Linked DNA regions of Homo sapiens: region 1 is linked to region 2. The links are chromatin loops, found by intact Hi-C in ENCODE. Cell type or tissue: PC-3. All regions are shown on one strand. Each heading gives the region's core, and the rest is flanking DNA. Links, peaks and the distances in the headings are about the cores only. Region 1 overlaps GLIS3 (GLIS family zinc finger 3). Region 2 overlaps GLIS3 (GLIS family zinc finger 3).

Region 1 (2,920 bases), core at 162-2,661, 170 kb before region 2:
GCACAAGGATCACCCTAAATAGGCCCTTGCATTATAAGAAAGTAAATGGCTCATGAGAACCCGCTGTGCTCTTGCTGTTGCCTTAGAATGGTCTTCTGACCCCAGAAGATGTGGAAACAGTATCCCATAAGTAACACAGGTCACAAAACCTTGTACTAATCATTTTGGTGTTATTAAAAATAAACAAACAAGTAGAATGAATAAATGCTTGGAATACAGGCTTGAATCTGATATGTGACCAAAATATACTATTCTCCAGCTTTGACAAAATTCAAATATATTACATGTTCTCTCCATGCAACCATCTCATGGAAGTCAGGTGGAATTAAACATGTCATAAATCATGGGTCTCTAGTAAGCCAGTCAGAATAACATTCGTTGAAAGTTTCTTGATTGTAAATGCAAAACTATTCCAAAATCAAGGTTGCCAACATTCAATAGGAAGAAGGAAACTTGCTGTGAGGAAATAGCATCCCGTTTTGAAACAGTACTTTGTGGGCTCTCCCATATTGAGAATAGTTACACACCATTTGCTAGAGTTGGCAGGTTTAGTGAGTCTACACACAAGTCTCTGCACAATTAGACAAAGGTAAGAACATATCTATTAATTTCAAAAAGTTGAGGGGATCTTCGCTGACTACCAATCAAGCATCATGAGAAGTTGCATTAACTCTTTTCAGGCTAAAGGGTACCACTTAATACAAAAACCAATGAAACCTTCAAGAAAATTAGTTATGATCACAAAGTATCTTGACATAAACATGGAATATGAAAGTAGCATTACTGGCCCGGCATGGTGGCTCACACCTGTGATCCTAGCACTTTGGGAGGCCGAGGCAGGCGGATTGCTTGGGGTCAGGAGTTTGAAAACACCCTGGGCAAAATAGTGAGATCCTGTCTCTACAAAAAATAATAATAATAAAATTTAAAAAATTAGTCAAGTGTGGTGGTGCACACCTGTAGTCCTAGCTACCTGGGAGGCTGAGGTAGGAGGATGGCTTGAGCCCAGGAGTTTGGGGCTGCCGTGAGCCATGCTGGTGTCACTGCACTTCATCTTGGGGAACAGAGTGAGGCCTTGTTTCAAAAAAAAAGGAGAAGAAAGAAGAAAATAGCAGTATCAAAGAACTTTTGTTCTTTTCTTCCTAAAAAGATGCAACCCTAAATAGAACTGAGTTTAGAATAATTGGCTGCAACTAAGTTTTCTTGGTGGTAGTATAGATTAGACACAATGACACTTTCTTTAAATAATAAAGAGAGGCTAGAAATACCTGGTGCCCACACTCATGCCTCACTAGTTTCTTCCCCAGCAATCTTAATTTTCTCTTTTTAAAGGGGGTACCAGTTCCCTAATGAAAATTAACACTGTAAGTGTACATCTGGCAAAAGGATTAAATCTCTTGACAAAAAGCCAAGTCGTTGGTTGTTTACTTATATTTATTCAAACAAATCTGTAGGCTCATAGTTTGTCACTGATGTCATGCCTTTGAGCAGTTTTTTGTTTGCTTTTTGTTTGAGAAGAGATTACAGGATGGGTTGAGGAGAGTAAATAGGGAGAAACAAGAGAAAGGGGGGAATGTGAAGTCCAGAATTTCATGGGAGTCACAGATTCAGCTGAGTGCTAATGATGTCATTTGGTCTTCACTCTAGCAAAAGGGATCCCCCACCCCGAAACCCTGCACTTTCAGGAGGAGTAAGCTAAAAACTTGGCAAATGGCATAGTAACGAAGTCCTGAATTGGCAGCCAAGATCTGGATGTGAATTTTAAGTTGTTTTCTCCCCAAATGTCCAACAAGATCTGCTGTGATTTAAGGGGGGGGGGGGGAGAGAGATTTATTGAGGTATAAAAAGCCACATTTCAGAGTTGCCAGTGCTAATCAATAACTGGAATTTGACAAAAGACCATGTTAGGCTCAAAAACGAAAAGGACACACATATAAAGGCAAGTATAATTACATGGTATAAATAAGGGAGAGGTTGCCAAAGACTGCATGTTGCCAAGTGCCTCAAATATTCATGTTCTTTGAAAGACTTATTTTTGTGTCTACGGAGGATGAATAAACCTCACTTAAAAAATAAGACTCTTCCCAAACCTTTGCTCATTTCTGGAACTGAACCCTTTTGCAGGTTCTGAAATGTTTAACTTTGTTTTTCATTAATTCGACATGTTCACACATCCCCTGCACTTCTGGAGCTCTGAACAAAACTGGCAGTGAGAGTATGCTGGAATATTGAAGTGACGACTGCTCCCCCAGTATCACTGGCCCTGCTGGAGATGTGCCGCTTGTTCTCATAAGACATTAGGGCAAACTCTGCATCCTTCCGAAGTCTGAGTTATCACAGGAAACTGAAAACTTTTGGTGCTTGGCCAAGTGGCTTCCCATCTCCCAACTGTTAGTGACTCAGCCAGAGTAAAAGTCAGCTCTGTGCACGGGGACCATCCTCTAATGCAGAGACCAAATAAGAGGAAAATTAAGTGCTGAATGATAGAAGTTTCCTCTTTGACTCTCAAAGCAGGGAGGTCATTTAAAAGTTAACTTCTGCTTTGTTCTTCAGCTTTAGAAATGCAGGTAAAGCACAGATTGGGTTCATTGCCAATCCAGATTGATAATCTTATCGTGAGGCTGAAGTGGCGTCAGGCCTCACCGAGACACCAAGGATGATGGTTCCTGGTACAGAAACTGTAAATAAGCCCTTCGGAGACAGTGCTGGCAAGGGCCTTCCACATCACTTGAGTCAGTTTCATGTTTCATTTCTGAATCTGATTGCCATGAAACTACAGTGAACCAGACACTATATTCCACCGGTTAAACTGGACACTTTTTCCAATCTGTGATGGTGCACGCACTGCTTCATGCTGCCATGCATGTTCTGAGTAAACAACTGCGTCCCCGCACACTAACTGGTAGAAGTTCCTGGTAGC
Region 2 (2,920 bases), core at 257-2,756:
AATGGGAGAAACATCAAGTATATGAAAGAACTTTGAAAAGTATATTCTTTCACCACAGAAAGAAACAAGTACCCTTCTCTCCCATCTGCTATGCAAAAACAGATCGATGAAGGTAAGCACAGGTCATCAAATTCTCTCACCTTTCATGAATACTCCTCCTTAGAGCTAGAAACATCCTGCATACCAAACACCCTAGGCTTGCTATGTAGTGTTTTGTCAAATTCATAATATTTCACTGCTGAGATACATTAGTAACAATTTAATGAACATATGTGACTGTATGGTGTATTACTCTGAAATACAGTAAGGCATGGCTAAATGGCTACGAACACCAAAGGATGACAATTAGAATGAAATAACCGGCTCCTATATTCAGGGGCAAAGCAATCGAATTTGGCAATTGTGACAAATGCTCAAAACTGTGCAAAACCTATGGAAGGTAAGGAATGCTGGATATAACATCCTACCTCCATGGCGCTCACAACCTCTGAAGAGATAAGATATACTCACCTAGGAACAATCGGATAATGTCGCTAGACTGTACAGTATTAAGCATGAAGCTAAATCATAGAGACAGGAGCTCAGAGGAGGAGGGCAATCCCTTTGTACTAGGTAATTCATCAAAGAAGAAGAGTATGAACTACAAACACGTTTCCCAAAGTCCTTCAGGATGTCCAAAGATGTTAAATGACAATGAAGTTGGCCTCATGGAGATGTCCACAGTCCAGTAAGCTTGGGAACCCCTAATACAACAAAGTTAAACATATCTCTTTACTGTAAGTCTTCAGGAGCCTTTAAAAATGTAAATGCATGTGATAAATCTCCCAGAAGACCAAATAATATTTAAAGTACATTTGTTTAGGGAGGTTTTTCCCAAGGGACTCATCTAAGACTGGCATTCTAAGGAATACCCTTTAGAAAAGAATAAGCTAAAACATGAAGGAAGAATGAGCACACAAATGAGAAGGAAGTAGTAGGGTGTAGACACAGAAACGAAAGGGAGGAGGCACAATGCGTCCTGGAGAAACAAAGATGAGCTAGGGCTGCCTACAAGAGGAGAAAGGGAGAAGACAGAGCTTAGAGGGTTGGTTCAATCAGCCCTGAAGAACTGATTTAAAAGCTGGACATTACTTATCCAACAGTGGTTCAAACCTGGCTACATATTGGCATCACCAGTGAAGCTTCTCAAATGCAAATTCCTAAGCTCCACTGCAAACCAACTAAACCAAATGATGCTGATATAACTAGTCACCTGATGTGCATCTGGGACCTTGTGCTATAGGTAGTGGCGCATCCCATTAGGAGCAGAGTTCACCCAAGATTAATCTGGAAGAGATGGGGAGAAAGGCTGGAGGAGCACATGAACCAGCTGTACAGACGGCATAGCAGCCACAGGGTGGTAAATGACAAAATAAGAAAGCAATGGTTATGAAGCAAGTTAGAGTAAGGATTTTATAATTAGTTGCTAAAGATTTAGGCGATCACATTTAAATGGGAGAGGGGGGCCATATAATGTCTATTTGGTGACTTCATTACAAAGACAGCCAATAAATAGGTCAAATCTGAACCCAGGGAGATTCGCATGAATCATGCAATCTCCTACCACCTTGTCTTCAGGAGTTCAGCTTGAATCTTCCATGTTTATCCCACAAAGAACATAACTTTCATACCAACATTCTTCCAACCTTAGTCAGCATTCAGGAATGCTGTCCACCAAGTATGGAATCACCAGCATTACTCACTGCAATTTATCCCTGTATTAAATGGAATCACATTTATACCCAAGAGATTAAAATGTATCATATTCCTTTCTGTACCACTCAGTGCCCTGGATTCCTGTGCATGGAGCCTCAATCTTGCTCCCCACCACTGGGCACTCCCAGTAAGATGATATTATTAGGAACCTACATCTCTGAGCCACTTCATAAGGATGCAAAGATAAATTAAGCAATATTCCTGGAGTTTGTATTCTAAAGTCCCATCCGTCAGCTATTGTATATCAATTATCAACTAATTAGTAGAGAGTGCTCATGCTGACCCCTCTGTTCTCTCTTGTAATGATTTGCCAAGTTAACTGAAAGCTGCTCTGCTCCATAGAGACTCTTAGTATAGCAAGAGTGTTAAATAAAGTTCACCAACAATTAGCCTGGAAAACCAAAGAGGAAATGTAAGCACATTTTACTGCTTCTCCCTCGACAAATTTTCTAGCAATCCCAGGGGAAGTAAGCAGATACATTTGTTAACTAAGCAAACAAGTACTCTGAAAAACTGAAACACCAGCAGAGGCACAACTTAGTAATTTATTGCTCACAGATCAGGTATTTGTTTATTGTGTCCCTGCTCTGTGCTACACTATATACTCTAGGGATTGTGGACACACAGATGAGTCAAATCATTCTTGCCTACCATCTAATTTAATAGGCTTAGATCAAGCCTCATCTGGTGGACACATCTGTGAAAATATATAAAAGTGGAATTATTATACTTACTGTGGAAAAAGAGGACTTCCACAAATATAAGAAAGAATGAATGGAAGGGAGGGAGAACGCATATTGTCATGGGAGAAAACTGCCTCAGTTTCCCAAAGACACATTTACTGGGTGTTAGGCTTGGTCCTAGGCCGTACAGCTAGCCCTTGGTCAAAGATCTTACAACCAATTGGAGAGAGTGTTAACTAACACAGGAAACAATTGGCAAACACCTAATCTTAAATTGAGTTGCTTCACTGCTGAGTACAAAAAGAGCTCAAATGAGGAAAAGATCTGAATACACTGGAGGAGGCTTAGTAGAGGAGTGAGACTTCATCTGAGCCTTTTAATGGCAGGAGGAGAGGGGGCAATATGAAGAGTTGGATGGCCAAAATGAAGTGAGGTGCATGTGCTGAGGAAGTATTATGGAGGCAGCATGGGGGAAGCCGTAA

Evidence for each region. Hi-C counts contacts between places; a loop is a spot of excess contacts. Peaks named below come from ENCODE experiments on the same cell type or tissue, not always from the same donor. Only the 100,000 strongest peaks of a DNase experiment are listed, where the experiment ranks them.
Region 1: a loop joins it to region 2, with 2.8 times the contacts of the local background. A loop is called at or near these places in 2 of 110 quality-filtered maps.

Annotation. Positions count from the first base shown.
Region 1 is chr9:3,961,138-3,964,057 of GRCh38, forward strand. All of the region lies in intron 4 of GLIS3 (GLIS family zinc finger 3), which reads right to left. Among named protein-coding and RNA genes, the nearest start is that of GLIS3-AS1, 64 kb to the left of the region's middle. In PC-3, for the core only: no CTCF peak of the experiment used is centred there; DNase peaks (open chromatin) are centred at 1,484 and 2,364; H3K4me3 peaks cover 663 bases; H3K27ac peaks cover 2,500 bases.
Region 2 is chr9:4,135,701-4,138,620 of GRCh38, forward strand. The region is part of intron 2 of GLIS3 (GLIS family zinc finger 3); the gene reads right to left. Among named protein-coding and RNA genes, the nearest start is that of GLIS3-AS2, 160 kb to the right of the region's middle. RefSeq lists an enhancer at 963-2,162. In PC-3, for the core only: no CTCF peak of the experiment used is centred there; DNase peaks (open chromatin) are centred at 1,671 and 2,311; H3K4me3 peaks cover 470 bases; H3K27ac peaks cover 2,030 bases.